Linked DNA regions of Homo sapiens: region 1 is linked to region 2. Evidence: chromatin loops called from intact Hi-C (ENCODE). Cell type or tissue: mammary epithelial cell. All regions are shown on one strand. Each heading gives the region's core, and the rest is flanking DNA. Links, peaks and the distances in the headings are about the cores only.

Region 1 (8,336 bases), core at 217-8,216, 50 kb before region 2:
AGAATCCATAACGATCCTATCAGTCTTGCACAGCAAATATTCTCAAGGCTTTGTCCACATGCAGACATATTTTTACACAATTATATTCATTGTGGCAATGTGACTTAGCTTTTACTTTTGCAGTTACCATTTATTATAAACTTCTTGTTTATATCCCTACACAGGGAGGCAGTTTAGGCTCATGATTCTGAGTGTGGGCTTTGGAGTTAGACAAACCTGGGTTAAAATCTCAGGCATTTCACATGAGTAGTGAGTCTTGAGCCAGCTCCTTAATGTATCTGAACTTCAGAGGCTCCAGCTGTGAGATGGGAATAATAGTACCTCCTTCATAGGTTCATTCTGAGGATGGATGTTTGTAAAGGCACAGCAGCAAAACAACTGGCACTCTTCAGGCTTTCAATGAATGGCAGCTGGGTTGGTTTGTTTGTCTGCTGGTTTTTTTTTGAGACAAGGTCCCACTCTGTTTCCCAGGCTGGTGTGCAGTGATACGATCATAGCTCACTGTAGCCTTGACCTCCTGGGCTCAAGTGATCCTCCCATTTCCATCTCCTGAGTAGCTGGGACCACAGGTGCACATCAGGCCCAGCTAACATTTTTATTTTTTGTAGAAACAAGAGTTTCTTTATGTTACCCAAGCTGGTCTTGAACTCCTGGGCTCTAGCAATCCTCCCACCTCAGCCTCCCAAAGTGCTGAGATTACAGGTGTGAGCCACCATGACCAGCAGCAGTTGTTATTGTCATTGGACCAAGTAGTTATCCACTGAAAGGAATGACATCCCAGGGAGGTCATTGCAAACAGACCAAGGGGTTGAAAGAGGAAGGAAAGAATCTCATTCATGCTCAGCAACTGGGACTCAGGGACCCTCAGGAAGAGACTTGCAGAAGGCCGCATACACTATGTGTGTGTTTGTCTGTGCATGTGTGTACACATTTATATAAGCTCTAAAGATCCGGGAGTCTAGGCATGTATGGGGTGAAGTTACCACATTTGAGCATAATTCTGGAAAAGGAGAATTCCAGAGGGTCCCCAGGTCACCTGTTTCAATGGCCACACAACATAGCAACAAGAGCCATAAAGAATGAAATGCAGAGCCCAGTTGAAGACATTCTCTTGTTTTCTCTCCTTGAGTCTTCAAAGGAGTCCTTGGGAAATATGCCTGGAGGGCTGAAACTTATTAGGAGGTCAGACTCTGAAGACGAAAGAAAAGCATTCTTGTACCAGGTGGTATGCGACTATCAAGCCATTTAATCTGACTGTTTAAAAAAATGATATAGGCTGGGCACAGTGGCTCATGCCTGTAATCCCAGCACTTTGGGAGGCCAAGGCAGGCGGACCACAAGGTCAAGAGATGGAGACCATCCTGGCTAACATGGTGAAACCCCATCTCTGCTAAAAATACAAAAAATAAGCCGGGCATGGTGGCACGTGCCTGTAGTCCCAGCTACTCGGGAGGCTGAGGCAGGAGAATCGCTTGAACCTGAGGCGGAGGTTGCTGTGAGCCAAGATCGCACCACTGCACACCAGCCTGGGCGACAAAGCGAGACTCCATCTCATTAAAAAAAAAAAAAAAGATATAAATTTATAGAGAAGCACTATTCCAGGCACTTTAATGAACGTAATTAAATAATTTAATCCTCACAACAATCCTATAAAATAGGTATTGCTATTATCCCCATTTTACAGATAAGGAAACTGAGGCATAGAACAGCTAAGTAAACTTGTCCAAGGTAACACAGTAAATGGTAGAGTCAGAACTGAAAACCCACAGATCATGTTCTTCATCACTATTGTACCCCAAGCAGGTGAAGTGGGACATATTAATTATATTATAATTAAAGTTGAATGGTCTTCATGAAGATACCATGTCATAATTTGCTCAACCATTCCCTTTTGATTTAGTATTTTCCACTTTTAACTTTAATAAACATCTCATGCATGTGGCTTTTCACTTGTGTTGAATTATCTCCTTAGGATGGTTTCCTATGAGTGGCATTCCTTGGTCTGAGGAGATAAATCACTTTATAGTTGTTATTACATGTTGTAGTGTTTTCCAAACAGGCTGCAGTTTACAATGCCACTAGCAGGTACGCGTATATTACTTTCACCACCACCTTGAGCAGTGTGGGTGGAATTCTTTGTATAAATAAATATACATTTATAAAAATATTTGTTTAGTGTAATAGCTGCAAGGTTGGATGCTACAATGTGCAGCATCAGGCGTGCTAGTCAGCTTTTGCCGTGCTTCCAGGAGGTCCTCTTTATTCGAGGCCTCTTTATTCACTGAGTCAGCTCACCTGAATCTTGGCCATCATCCTCCATCAGGCCAGGCCCTGGACTTCGAAACTGTCTGAACTTTGAGAGGTGAGGGGCCCACACTTTTGGCCTTTGGTCTATAGCCTGCACTTAATGCCACAAGACATTGGCTAGGATTTCTTTTCCACTTGACCAGATGGCTTTCCTGCAAGGAACTGTAATGATTTAGAAGCCTAGATAGCTGCCCTCCTGGTCTAGGGTAAGTCCTGAGAGTTTAACATATTCCCAGGTGCGGTTAATGCTGATGGTCTGCCGTCCACACTTTGAGTCACAAGAACCTAAGACACCTTTATTCCTTAGACAAATCAGACAGCAAATAAAGCCCAGAAAGTCCCCATTATAACTCGCTAATTCCAGCTCTGCCACTGACAGGCTCTAGCCTCTCTAAGCCTCGGTTTCCTCTCTAAGGAGAGGTACCCTCTCTAAGCCTCAGTTTCCTCATCTGTAAAATGAAGGGATAAGACTAGATGCTCCCTGAGTCCCTTCTATGATTTTCATTTCCATCTTGGAATTTGTTAGCCCATTCATATTAGTTCTAACATAATAGTCATTCTACAAATAAAAGGATGAACACAAGCACCCTTGAAAGCACTGGGAGTACCAGGATGAGCAAGCTAGACCTCGTCTTTGCTTTTGTGGAAATTCAAGTCTAGTGGGAAAGACAACTAAATCAGAGTTGGAATATAGTTTGATAAGTATTTTGGTAGAAAAACCTCAGGATGTGAGGAAGCAAATAGAAAACAGATCTCACTCAGACAAGTGGGAATCAGAGAAGGCTTCCCAAAGGGATCATTCCTAAGCTGACACCCCAAGGATGAGAGGTGTGATGCAGGTGAAGTTGGGCAAAGGAAGTGGGACATGTTGCAGGCAGAGGGAACCTTACTGAAACTGGGATGCAATAGTTCCAAACTCAAGGCCAGGCGTGGTGGCTCATGCCTGTAATCCTAGCACTTTGGGAGGCTGAGGCGGGCGGATCACCTAAGTTCGGGAGTTCGAAACCAGCCTGGGCAACATGGTGATACCTCATCTCTACAAAAAATACAAAACCTTAGCTGGGTGTGGGGGTGCGCACCTGTGGTCCCAGTTACTTGGGAGGCTGAGGTGGGAGGATTGCTTGAGCCTGGGAGGTGGAGGTTGCAGTGAGCCATGATTCCACCACTGCACTCCAGCCTGGGCGACAGAGGGAAACCCTGCCTTAAAAAAAGTTTTGAATTCAGAACATCCCCCTCTGGCTGCAACTCTTTACCCCAACCTTTCTCCAGATTGCCATCTCTTTTTTTGTTGATTCATTGTTCTCTACATTCCATACACTTGAGTGGAGGGTATACATGTCACACACTCTCCTACAGGGCAGAGAGAGACTATCAAGGTGAGTAATGCCAGGCCTCGTGCTTAAAAAGACATGTCAGCCGGCAATTCCCATACAATGTGATAACTCTAATAACAGGTGGTACTGGGTGTGGGTGTAGAGGGCGTGTGTGCAAGTGCACTCAGGAAAAAGCACTTAAGAAAATAATTGAAATTGTGTGGGCAGGATCAACAGGACTTTCGAGTCTTTGCTAGGATGGAAGAGGACTGGCTTTTGCTTAGTGACATTGTGGCCTTCTGTGGACGCACTTTGTGGCTCACCATCCCCTTACCTTAACGTACGTGAATTTAACAAACCAGGCCACGGACAGTGCTATAACTGAACAGTAGAGGGCGCAAAGAGACTGTGTGCTTGACACAAACTGTCCCACATACTTGCCAATCCAAAAGGAAACACTGTCAAGAAGGCTCTGAAAGAAAGATGAGGGAACAGTTGAAGCCCAGAGAAGGAAAGGATCACACAGCTGATCCCCAGCACAGCAAGCATGTTCCGCTAGGCGCCTGCAGTTTACTCTGTCATGCTGTCAATTTTCCAAACTCTCAATTCATATACTTCGGGATGCTCCTAGAAGCACTATTCTTTTTTCCTTTCCATTTCTTTCTTTCTTTATTTTTATTTGGGGAGGTAGGGGAGCCATGATGTAGAGGCACATTTCTGTTTATAAATCTCTTACAAATACAGTACAGTACAACACTGAGCTGTGTGCTGTCTTTCTTCCTAATCTGAAATTGGAGTCAAGTTCCCTGGGGAAAATGCAATGGCGCAGAGCATGGGCTCTAGATAAATCTAGGTAAGTTTTGCCTCTTCTTGGTATGATCTTGGAGGCATTTCTTTTTTTTTTTTTTTGAGACAGACTCTCGCTGTATCACCCAGGCTGGAGTGCAGTGGCGCCATCTCGGCTCACTGCAAGCTCCACCTCCTGGGTTCATGCCTTTCTCCTGCCTCAGCCTCCTGAGTAGCTGCGACTACAGGCACCCACCACCACGCCTGGCTAATTTTTTGTATTTTTAGTAGAGACAGGGTTTCACTGTGTTAGCCAGGATGGTCTCGATCTCCTGACCTCATGAACCTTACCAACTCGGCCTCCCAAAGTGCTGGGATTACAGGCGTGAGCCAGCGTGCCCTTGGATGCATTTCTTAATCATCTCAAGGCTCTGGATCTTAATCTGTCAAACTGGGCATTGTTCACACATATACCTCACAAGGCTGTCAGGGTTAAGTGCGTTGATGCAAATGTGCTCTTAACAGTTCCTGGCAAGGAGCACTTGCTCCATCAAAGTGTCCTCTTATTCTCAATCTCCTGGCTGAACAGCACTGGTCAGCCTCCCTGCACGGGTCAGCCTCCCTGCACCATGAGGAGTCCAGCCCTTGCAGTCAGCAAGTTTGTTTGGCTTCAAGTCCCAACGCTACCATGTCATTTACAGGCTATGTGACCTTGAGGAAGTTCCTTCTCTGCCCTGGGCCACAGTTTCCTCATTCTTCAAACAAGGCTGATAAGGTCACTGGTATTACTACTGATGCTCCTCGACCTATGATGCAGTTACATCCCAGCGAACCCATCATAAGTTGAAAACGTACTAAGTCAAAAATACATTTAATACACCTAACCTACTGAACATCATAGCTTAGCCCTGTCTCCCTTAAACATGCTTGAAACACTTACATTAGCCTACGGTTGGGCAAAATCATCTAACACAAAGCTTGTTTTATAATGAAGTATTGGTATCTCTTATTGATGTTCAGCTGAATGTGTATTGCTTTCACACCACTGTAAAGTCGAAAGTTGTAACGTGAACCCTCTGCACTACTTCTTCTGTTGCAGGAAGAATTCCTTTTGACTCAGTTCATAACACATTTTCTGATGCCCTGATATGCCTTAGGCCCAGTGCTGGGTTCTGGAGAGAAAGAGACAGATGTTTGAGGAATCTAGAGGTCAAGTGGACTAGGCAGGCTGGTGGTCATGTTACCGGAGACTATGATGAATACAAGAGAAGGAGAAGTTAGGGGGCTCCAGGAAGTCTTCCTGGAGGAAGTAAAATGTTCAGTTGGCTTTTGAAGGATGAATAGGAGTTTGCCAGACTCCTTTAAAGTATGCTTTTTCTTATTCTCAGTCTTCTGGATGAACAGCACTGGTCAGCCTCCCTGCACTGACCTTATCAGCCCTGTTTGAGGAATGAGGAAACTGTGGCCCAGGGCAGAGAAGGAACTTGCTCAAGATCATGTCCTTCTTTAAAGTCAATGGAGATGGTTTGTGGAATTATGAGCCCTGAATGGGAGGTTTGTGACACATACCAGCCAGAGCTTTACTTCAGTTGTAACCTCAGGGCCCTCAAGCCCATTACTCCAACAAGTGTTCCTCTTTTCTCCCAAACACCCCTCTGGATGGAGGCAGGGGAGTCTTGGCAGGCTGGTGAATTAAACCTGCTTTAGAAGGAAGGAAGCCTTAATTACGGTGATTGGGAGATGGCAGGAGGCACCCAGACCACACAGATCACCTAGAGGCTGGGTCACCCTGATCAGCACCTGTCCAATGGGAGCATCCTATGGCCAAAGGTTCTCTGCATCTCTCTGCCTCCAATTGGACTAGGCATGACAATCTCAGCCTCTACTCCACCTCCAGTGCAGCCACACCAGGGGCCCTCTAGCATCCCATGAAGCTGTGAACTCTGCAGGAGGTGGGTGCCATGTCTGAGTTCTTTTCTGTAACCTCAGCTCCTGGCATAGAGCCTGGCTGAGAGGACCTCACTCAGTAAATGTTTGCTGAATTGAATTGAACTGAGCCCAGAATTCTTGACTCTTTCCAGTCAATGTTTTTGTTTTCCTGTCTTGGCAGGAGCAGAGGGAACAAAGAGGTAACTGGAGAGTATGTAATGAAGGGATTACTTAGAGAGACCTGAGCAGGGTTAAAGGAAACCATAGTGAAGCACCCAGAGACCAGCCACTGCAGGAAGCCGTAACCACCCCTAGGCCTGCAGGGGAAAAGAAAGGGAGCTGGTGAAGGATTTGGCAAGAGCTGCAGCCAGGAGAGAGGACCTGCTTGACAGGCATCATGGATGCAGTCATTGCCAAACCACAGCCTGCAGGGAGTGGCCAGGAGACTCAATGTCCACCCTCTCTCTCATCCTACCCAGCTTCTGCTAGGGTCTCCCACTGATGGAACCCAATGGCAGCCAGAGGCCAAAGAAGCCCAGATGGTCCAGGCCACAGAAGGCAGCTGTGCAGGCACAGGCCAGAGTGACTAGAAGTAGAGAGCACATCTGGATGGGCAAGGGAGAACAGCCAGCACCAGAGGCTTTCCCCAAATTATGGTTTCCATCACATGGTCATCAGAACTATTTCAGGAGCTTGTTTCAAAAGCAGACTTCCTGGGCTCCAACCCAGACCTACTAAATCAAAATACCTATCTCCAAACTAGACCTAAATCAAATACCTATGAGGCTTGGGAATCCATAGTTGTAGGACATTTCCCCAGCTGATTTTAATTCACATTCATTTTTGATAACCACTACCTTGAACAGGCGCTTTGGACGGTATAGCAGTGGGTACCGTTAGAGGATCTCTGGAAGTATAGAATTACAATAATTCTTAACTTGGTTAATTCATAATTTGAACTTATAGCATCACCTCCAGGTATTGGGACCTGATGATGTTGGTTCCCCAGGCCTGGGGGACCTCAAAGGATCAGAGAACCTCAACACATTCATCCAATGTAACTGAGCATGTATTAACTTCCAAGCCCTGTGGAGAGTTCTGGCCACACAAAGGTGAATAAAAATGGTCCTTGCTTGGGATTTCCTAGGATAACTCTTAGGTCCATCTAGGGATTCTTCTGGGGCTCCAAAGATCATCCTCAACATGTGAGGATGACTTTTCAGTGCCTCTGCAAGCACCAGCTATGGCCAGGCAAAGTAACAAATCAAACCCATGGCTTCAACCACTATCTACACACTATGACACCCGAATACCTATGTCTCCTGAGTTCTGAGTATTCAGCTGCCTACGGAATATATGCTTGGAGGCCCCACAGTTCCCTCCTATCCACATGTGCCTAAGAGGACCCCTATTCCATCCCTGCTCACCTCGCAAGTCCCCTAACCTAAATGAATGGTGTCACCATCTGCCCAGTAGTTTAAGTAGAAACCTGGGAGCTCTCCCATTCTTCAGTAACCAGGTCTACCTCTCCCATCCCTTCACTTCTCTTGTTTTCCACCAGCCTGCCAGGTGGTCTTCATTGTTCCCTTTTATTAGTGCAATGACCTAGCAAGAGTCTTTGCCTTCTCCACAATCATTGTTGCCCGATGGTCTTTTAAATAAGCAAAATACAAATGTGTTACTCCCCTTCTTACAATCTTCAATGCTCCCCAGTGCCCTTGGAACCAAGTCCAGACTCCTGGTTGTAGTATACAAGCTGTGTACACCTGGCTATGCCTGAGTTTCCACCTCATTTTCTACCACTTCCCACCATCCCCCTACACACACCCTTACACCCTCACCATGGATCTTAAATGTATATGCTTGTTCACCTTCTTCCAAGAATGTTCTCCCCTTTCTGTAGCTGGTCAACTCCTCCCTGCCTGTCAAACCCATTTCAAGTATCATCTTGTCCTTGAAAGCTTCTCTAACCCACCAGACAGGATTAGTCTCCACTCCCTC
Region 2 (8,336 bases), core at 75-8,074:
TGTTCCTCCAGCACCCTGGGGCTTCCTCTCCCCTAGAACTTGATACTGCCCACTCCCTGGCCTGGCGCAGAGACGGCACAGAGTAAATGAACATCGAGAGAGTAAATGATGCGGAACTCCTTTGCCAAAGTAGCAACCAAGGAGGCTAAAAGTAATTGTAAACAAGATTGACAAGCCCATGAAATCGTAGTCAGATGCAGGTTGCTTGGAGGCTGTCGTGGGGACAGCTTGTCTGGGGTAAGTCCTGATGTCATTTTCCTCAGTATGACTTGGTTAAAACCCCCCCATGGGCTGGCATTTGCCCTATTTTTCTCCCAGGAGGCAGGTTTGCTGGCTCTTAAGTGTCTGGGTTCACCAAGGTGGCGCGCAGTGGGGAAAGGTTACCAGTCACTGTTCAGTGACTACCTGGGCAAAACCAAATCTTATTTCTTTGCAACCCACCCAAGACATCCACATGGGTACCGAGAAGCAACCCAGGGAAAGTTGAGACCTGTGGAATTTGGGGGTGTGCTGTTTGACACTGCATCATAATCAGATTTCCTAAAACTCTTTAAAAAAAAAAAAAAGAACTTCTAACACAATCTAATTTTTAAAAAACTCAGGAGGATGGCGTTGTAAGTCAGGAGAGAGTGGTCACCTGTGGAAGGGAGTGTCTGGAAGAGGACATGAGGGGCTCCTGCTGGGCTCCTGGGGAGCACTATATTTAGCATTTGTACTTTTTCTCTCTGTGATACTTCAAGAAAAAGGTTTTTCTTTAAATTGAATGGCTTCATTTAATATACTTAGCATGAGTTTTCTGCCGGCTTCAAGGCAAACTTTGTGTTTTAGTTACTAGCTTCTCATCACAACACTGAAAACCCAGCTCATGGCACTTAAGAGATTGGTTTCTCTTTATAGCAACATTACCTCTTTCCCGAAACTGCCCGCGGCTCCCGCAGCATTCTTTATCTTGCCCTTCAGGGAGCTTAAAACTACTACTTCTTACCCTGCCAGGATCAAGTATAACTTTTATTTTGTTAGTTTTGCAAGTGTCATGGTGTCGAACCTATAAATAAAACCTATAAATAAACCCCAACTCCATAATAAGAAAACTATTTGACATTTTGAAGTCGTATGAAAAGAAGGCCAGTAATTACAGATCTCAGTTTGAATACAACGGGTCCTACAAATGACTCCACCCGGGCTTCCCAGGGGCTTCAGTCAGAGAGCCACTCCCCGAACAAATTACAGGGTCTGTAGAACAAATGATTTGATCCCAAAATTGTACTTTTGGAGTATCAGGATTGACAACTGCAAGATGATTCGACGGAGTATTGTGCTGTATTATTAAAGTGACCTGTGTGAGTGTGTCTCCCTTGTGCTAGAGAAAAATCTGAAGACTCGAGTATTAAATATGTTCATAAATCATTTTTTCATAAAAGGTATTAACACATTCATAAATACCCAAATTTTTAAAAAGTTTTGTTCACCAGCACTGGCATTGTCAACTGTGTTATTCATTAGCAGACTTTATGCTTTAAAAATGTTATTTAAAAATTAATGTTTTAGTATATAGGTTCAGGATAAATTTGTTTCTTGGCTTTAACGTTGAATTAGCCATATGAGGTATTCCTCCCTGAATAAGGACGTTTGTTTTTCTAGTTTAGCAAGTATTCAGTCACGATTATGTTTACATTAAAACCTAATTTTAAAAATAAGTTAGTGTATTTAGTGTATTTATCTTTGTATTGTTATGTAGTATTGTACTTTGGAAAATTTAAAAGCCAAGAAAGCAGGCTAAAAATGGCAGAAGGTAGTGTTGATCAATTTATGAAATTATAGAGTTATGAGGAAAAAGATTAAATTCCAGGTACCAGTTGTACAGTAATTTTGTTATCAACTGTACTTATTTTAAAACTAATAAAGGGAAATGTATAGGAAAGTGTTTTCTAAGATATTTGGGCATTTCACAAATGAAAACTGAAATGACTAATTTTTAATTAGTTGGGCTGAATTTCATTAAGAACGTTCGCAAAAAAATAAAAATGATGGTGAAAACAGAAAATATTAAATAACATTTTTAAAAAGAACATTTTCAAAGCCTGATAAATAGCACAAAATGTATGCATCTTGTTTCATTGCTGCTGCTTTAAGAAAGTGCTGGTTGACTCAACGGGTTTCTGAGGAAGGGTGTGTGCATTGTGTGGCCTTTTATAATTTGGACAAATTGTTAAGCATTGGTGTTGGTGAATGATGTGAACTCATTTGAGTGAACAAGCCAAGACATCTGGTTATGCAATATCAAGTGATACAGTCCTTTTTGAATGATGGCAGTTTTCCTGTTGCTTTCTTCTCTATTTAGACAACAGTACTAATCCCAGCACTGACATATAGACTGGAAAATCTGTTACTTCATCAACAATGATTTAGGAAGCACTTCTCCCAGACCGAGTGATGGGACAGCTGCCAAGCTACAGAAACTCTATTTAGCTCTGGGAGGTGACTTGTAATGTAGACAGTAAAACTGACATAAGGATGCCCACCTAACAAAGACCCTGGCTGTAAGCATAGACAGGCAGAACCAAAAGGAACTCTGAAGATTGTCTGGTGGAAGATTTTCCACCGTGTGGCTCTCAGACCAGCTGCACCATTGCCATGAGGGTCAGGGGGTATTTATTTAAAATGCAACTTCAAGCTGGGTGCGTTGGTATACATTTGTAGTCCCAGCTTCTTAGGATGCCTGAGGCAGGAGGATTGCTTGAGCCCAGGAGTTTGAGGCCAGCCTGGGCAACATAATGAGTACCCTGTCTCTTTAAAAAAAAAAAAAGTGCCTTCCATATGACAAGTAAAACCAGGCATGATCCTGATTTGGATTGTGGATCGGGGAAGATAAATAAAGGACATCTTTGGAACAATTTGCAAAATTTTAGTATGGACTGGATATTAGATAAGTGCTTATCAGTTAAATTTCTTCAGTGTGATAATTGTACTGTGGTTATGAAATGCCCTTATTAGGGGGAGATACATGCTAAAATATTTCGAGATAAAGGGGCATGATCTCTGCAGCAAGTGGTTCAGAGAAAAGCCTGGTGTGTCTGTGTGTGTATACAGATGAGAGACATGGGAAATAAAGTGTATGTGGGCCGGGCACGATGGCTCACGCCTGTAATCCCAGCACTTTGGGAGGCCAAGGCAGGCAAATCACCTGAGGTCAGGAGTTCAAGACCAGCCTAGGCCAACATGGTGAAACACTGTCTCTACTAAAAATACAAAAATTAGTTGGGCGTGGTGGCACAGGCCTGTAGCCCCAGCTACTCGGGAGGCTGAGGCACAAGAATTGCTTCAGCCCAGGAGACGGAGGTTGCAGTGAGCTGAGATTGCGCCACTGCACTCCAGCCTGGGCAAGAGTGAGACTCCATCTCAAAAAAAAAAAAAAAGATGCGTATGTACCAAAATGTTAACAATTGAATCCAGGGCAAAAGGGTTACACAGGAGTTTGTTTTTCTTGCAACTTTTCTATAAGTCCAGAAAATTATTTTTTGTTTTACAATGCAGTTTCCTGGGCCCTTACTGAACCAAAATCTCTGTGGATGGTAACCAAGAATCTGCATTTTTAACAAGTCCCCAGATGATTCTTGTGTACGCTAGTTTTAAGTCACTGGTTAAAAAGAAAGTCTCATTTCAGTCACTATTTTTTTAATATCTTGATCAGTGAGCAGACATTCTTAGTTTGAGCTCATCTTAGTGCTTAATAAATGATAAATAAATCCCCACCCAAGTGTTTGTAAATTTTTTTTTTTTTTTGGATGAGGTCTCGCTCTGTTGCCCAGGCTGCAGAGCAGTGGTGCGGTCATAGCTCCCTGCAGCCTTGACCTCCTGGGCTCAAGCGATTCTCCCACCTCAGCCTCCCAAATACCTAGGACTACAGACAGGTGCCACCACATGCAGCTAATTTTTTTTTTTTTTTGTAGATATGATGGTCTCACTAGTAAATTTTATCTTTAGAAGGGAATACCCCACTTACTTCAGAGGAGTTTAAGGAACAGTTAGGCCTGGCTTTAAAACAGACTGGAATGAGAAGCTGTCCTCTTTGAGGTACCAACAGCAGTAGGAAAGCATGGTTTCTGTCTTCCTAAAGGCGTGAGCAATGCGAGTGATTGTTGCTTGTTGGGGCCATGGTTGGCCCCACAAAGAACTCGATACCACATAATGCAACCCAGCATCTGTGTGTCTACAGTGACGAGAGAGAACAACGCTGGTACTATATTAGCTGCTAAATGAATGAAGCATGTGTCTGCAATACGTTAAATATTGGCATTTGACGAGAAGTGCACTTAATTTGATGAATCATTGTCTAGGGTGGCTGATAGTACATGTACTTTTCCATGCTAGAAATGCCCTTCTCTAGATCGGTCATCTGTTGGAGCTCAGAAATAGCTAAAAGGAAAAAAAAAAAGTAGAGGGAAGAAGGCGCTTTCCTGAGTTCATAGGGAAGAATTGGGAAAAGGGGACTGCGCCACGGAGAAGGGCTTCTATACTGCAAAAAGGATTTTTGAAATAAGCTGAACTGGAAGTGATAAGCAAGAAAGAGCAGAGCTGTCCCTGTTTCCCTTGAATGCCAGCGTAGGAGGTGGCATGTCTTCCTCTGATCGCCACTAGGTGGTGGCATTGGGCTAGGCCAGCTTGATGTAGGTTGATTACTGTAGTGAGCCACCCATGATTCATTTATACAGGTTACTTACAAATTGGGTATTTATAAATCAAGACTGTTTTCTTATTCTCCTCCTTTTTTTCAACGGAACTCATATTCTTCAATTAGAGGCCTAAGTCCCTTACTTTAAAAAATAAGAATATGGAATACTTTGCCATTTATTTATTTGAGATAAGAGTCTCACTCTGTCGCTCAGGCTGGAGTGCAATGGCGCGATCTTGGCTCATTGCAATCTCTGCTTCCCGGGTTCGAGCGATTTTCCTGACTCAGCCTCCCAAGTAGCTGAGATAACAGGCGTGCCCCACCACACCCAGCTAATTTTTGTATTTTTAGTAGAGACGGGGTTTCACCATGTTGGCCAGGCTGGTATCACACTCCTGACCTCAGGTGATCTGCCCACCTGGGCCTCCCAAAGTGCTGGGAATACAGGCGTGAGCCACTGCGCCGGCCTCTTTATTTAAAATTATAATAGTGGAGTTGGGTTTGCTCTGTCATTTGCATGTGTTCCTCTCCCTTCTTTGTGTCTATGGTTCATTGGCTTGCGAAAGAACAGTTTCCCAGATCCGAATGTAGACAGACCCTTTGGAAATAAAGCGGCGGCATTACCCTTTCGTTGTCTCAGGCTTCAGGGCAGCCAGGGAGGAGCCCTAGTAGCAGCCCTGTTACCCAACCCTGACTCCCAGGGCTCTGGTGTCTCATGGGCCCAGGGTGTGGCAATTTGTGCCAGCATGCTACTGCTTCTGGTTCCCCTGAGTTTGTAGAGCAGCTCAAAGATGTATCACATATCTATCACAACTATCTTTTAACTCTAGCAAGCTGTCTTTATTAAAGTGGATACATAAAACTTTAAGAAATGGAACATTCATATATCTGTAAGTCGTTTGAAATCAGGATTGCCCTACAAAATCTGGAATCTGTAGACAGCACCCAATGGCATTAGAAGTTTAACGTTAATAAAATGCCTTTCATTGAGTGCCTGGTATGTGTCCCACATGTGCTAGGCACTTTCCATGTGCAACTCTAACTCTCATGGTCTTTATTGTGCCCCTACTGTTTACAAAGTGAGGTGTTGCCTCTTGCTGTATTTTCCAAGTATAATCTTTGATTAAAAACTGTATTCACAGCCGGGCGCGGTGGCTCACGCCTGTAATCCCAGCACTTTGGGAGGCCGAGGTGGGCGGATCACGAGGTCAGGAGATCGAGACCATCCTGGCTAACATGGTGAAACCCTGTCTCTACTAAAAATACAAAAAATTAGCCGGGCGTGGTGGCGGGCGCCTGTAGTCCCACCTGCTCAGGAGGCTGAGGCAGGAGAATGGCGTGAACCCGGGAGGAGGAGCTTGCAGTGAGCCGAGATCACGCCACTGTACTCCAGCCTGGGGGACAGAGCAAGACTCTGTCTCAAAAAAACAAACAAACAAACAAAAAAAAAAACTGTATCCACAATAGAGCTTCGTTTGCTATTGTTTAAAACATTCTAAAGCTATAATGGATTTTTAAACTCATGCAAAGAACAAGCTTGGCTTCCATATTATAAAATGCATCAGCAGCAGCTGTAATCATTTGTGTCAGAGAGGCCAGCATGTTCCTGGTTGGGTTGTGGCTTTGTTTAGAATTAAGAGGCTTATAAAGGAAGCCATAGAAACCCTGAGTTCCCCAATTGCTGTAGTACAGGAAACAGGGCAGTTAGTCAGCATCCATTGTCCCGACCAGATTGTTTAAGATGTAATTTCAAGACAATCTGAAAATACCACATGGCTCAATTATTGGGTTATTCAACATCAGGCTCATTCTTACCAAGGTTTGCTTTAGGAACCATTGTAGGAAGATTTCTGCAGCTTTCATAAAATACCTATTTATGACATTGTCATTAGGTTTCAAGCCCTTTATGTAACAATCAGAGATGGGTGTGAGAAAGGGAAGTCTGTCTCTCCTGGGTTGCTGGTGGGCTTTATTTTGTCAGCTAGCTGTGTGACTGTGCTGGACAGCATCATTGCTAACCACGGTGAAATGAATAAGTCCCAGCGGCACCCACGCCAGCACGAGCAGGAGCTGCTCAGGTGAAGTCTGGAAATCAGTGTCCACCATTGGAGCATCAGCCCATGTGACTTTCATTTGGAGGCACCTGTTTCAAATCTTAGTTTTTTTCTGCCTGGGGTCATTGTGTGACTATCTCTGCTTTAGCTGTTCCACAGAACAACTGCCCACCTCTTATCACACACAGTGAATTCATCCACATAGTGCATGGCTTAGATTCCGCAGAGCCTGTATTCTAAGGCCATCCATCCAAAACACACCCTGAGGTTCCCTGGAAACCCACTCCTTTAGTCCTCGTCTTCCTGGCTGTTACTTTGAGGGCTCCCAAAGGGAATGTGATCCTGCGCCACACCTGAGGATGCTGAATCACCACTGGGGGTGCGGGGACAGGCAGGTTTTAAAAGCTCCTCAGGTGATTCTGATGTGCACCTCCCACTAAAACCAACTTGAAATGGTTCTATTGTGTCTTTTGAAAAAAAAAAATGTAACCCACCTGAGATTCTTAGACAAGAACTAAAAAATAAAATTGACATTTTAAAGTCAATGTGGTTAAAGCATTATGGAACACATTTGTTGTCTTTTGATAACTTTTTGTATTACTCAGAAAATGCATCCCTGCTTCTGATGACATTTTCATTGGAAAGGGCAAGGCGGAGGTGGTGGGGTGGGTGGAATTTTATAAGCGACTGAATAAGTTCCTTTGCACTGCTGGTCCCAGGAAGTTTTTTTTTTATTAGTATTTCAGACTCTCTATCCTTATCTAAGGAAGAAGGGAGGTTTGCTTGGAGCTCCTTAAATATAATGATATGAGACCAAGTGCTTCTCTTCCTGGATGTACTTTCTGCACAGCTTTCATCATTGCGGTTTCTCTTTCTACACCTAACCGGTGCCCCCTGTCATTCCCTGAAGCTTGTTTCTTAGTCCTCCAATCTGCTTTGGCCACATCCGTCTAAGAGCTGAGTCACCTACTACTCCTTGGTACTGACTCCCAAATCTTTTCTCTAGCCATGCCCTGACATTAGGCGCTACTTTTCCAATTACCCGTGACTTGCGTCTGCCAGAATGGACCCTGGCAGCAGCAGCTTGGTCATCACCTGGGAGACAAGATGCAGACTCTTGGGTCCTATCAAGACCTACTTGAATCAGAGTCTGCATTTTAACAAGATCCCCAAGCACTCTGTATGCACACTGCAGTGTGAGAAGCACTGGTCTATGGGACATCTGTCTCCCCTCCCCTCTGCATTCCTTCTTTCTTTTCTTGCTTGCTTTCATTTTTTAAGAGATAGAGTCTTGCTGTGTTGCCCAGGCTGGGCTCTAATGCCTGGGCTCAAACAGTCCTCCCACCTTGGCCTCCAGAGTAGCTGGGACTACAGGTGCACACTACCGTAGCTAGCTACATTCTACTTAGACCCTCCCCCATTTTTCTCTGTCAAATTTGTCTATCCTGTTGTATTGCTATACGGTATTGTTGTACTGCAGTACTGCTATATAGTCTATGTTATATAGACTATAAAATTTAGCTTCATTTTCTATTTCATTCTTCCTTCCATTCATTCGGACATTTACTAACTCTACCAGACCTAGGTTTGGAGGTACAATGAGCAAAAGC

What was found. Hi-C counts contacts between places; a loop is a spot of excess contacts. Peaks named below come from ENCODE experiments on the same cell type or tissue, not always from the same donor. Only the 100,000 strongest peaks of a DNase experiment are listed, where the experiment ranks them.
Region 1: a loop joins it to region 2, with 5 times the contacts of the local background. A loop is called at or near these places in 16 of 110 quality-filtered maps.

What each region holds. Positions count from the first base shown.
Region 1 is chr9:109,516,352-109,524,687 of GRCh38, reverse strand. It overlaps a transcript of PTPN3 not described here. Among named protein-coding and RNA genes, the nearest start is that of MIR3927, 9.0 kb to the right of the region's middle. In mammary epithelial cell, for the core only: a CTCF peak has its summit at 4,010 (motif pointing right); DNase peaks (open chromatin) are centred at 3,697 and 3,997; H3K27ac peaks cover 315 bases.
Region 2 is chr9:109,466,142-109,474,477 of GRCh38, reverse strand. The region is part of intron 1 of PTPN3 (protein tyrosine phosphatase non-receptor type 3); the gene reads left to right. Among named protein-coding and RNA genes, the nearest start is that of PTPN3, 28 kb to the left of the region's middle. In mammary epithelial cell, for the core only: a CTCF peak has its summit at 4,639 (motif pointing right); DNase peaks (open chromatin) are centred at 2,217, 4,637, 6,347, 7,657 and 1 weaker place; H3K27ac peaks cover 3,488 bases.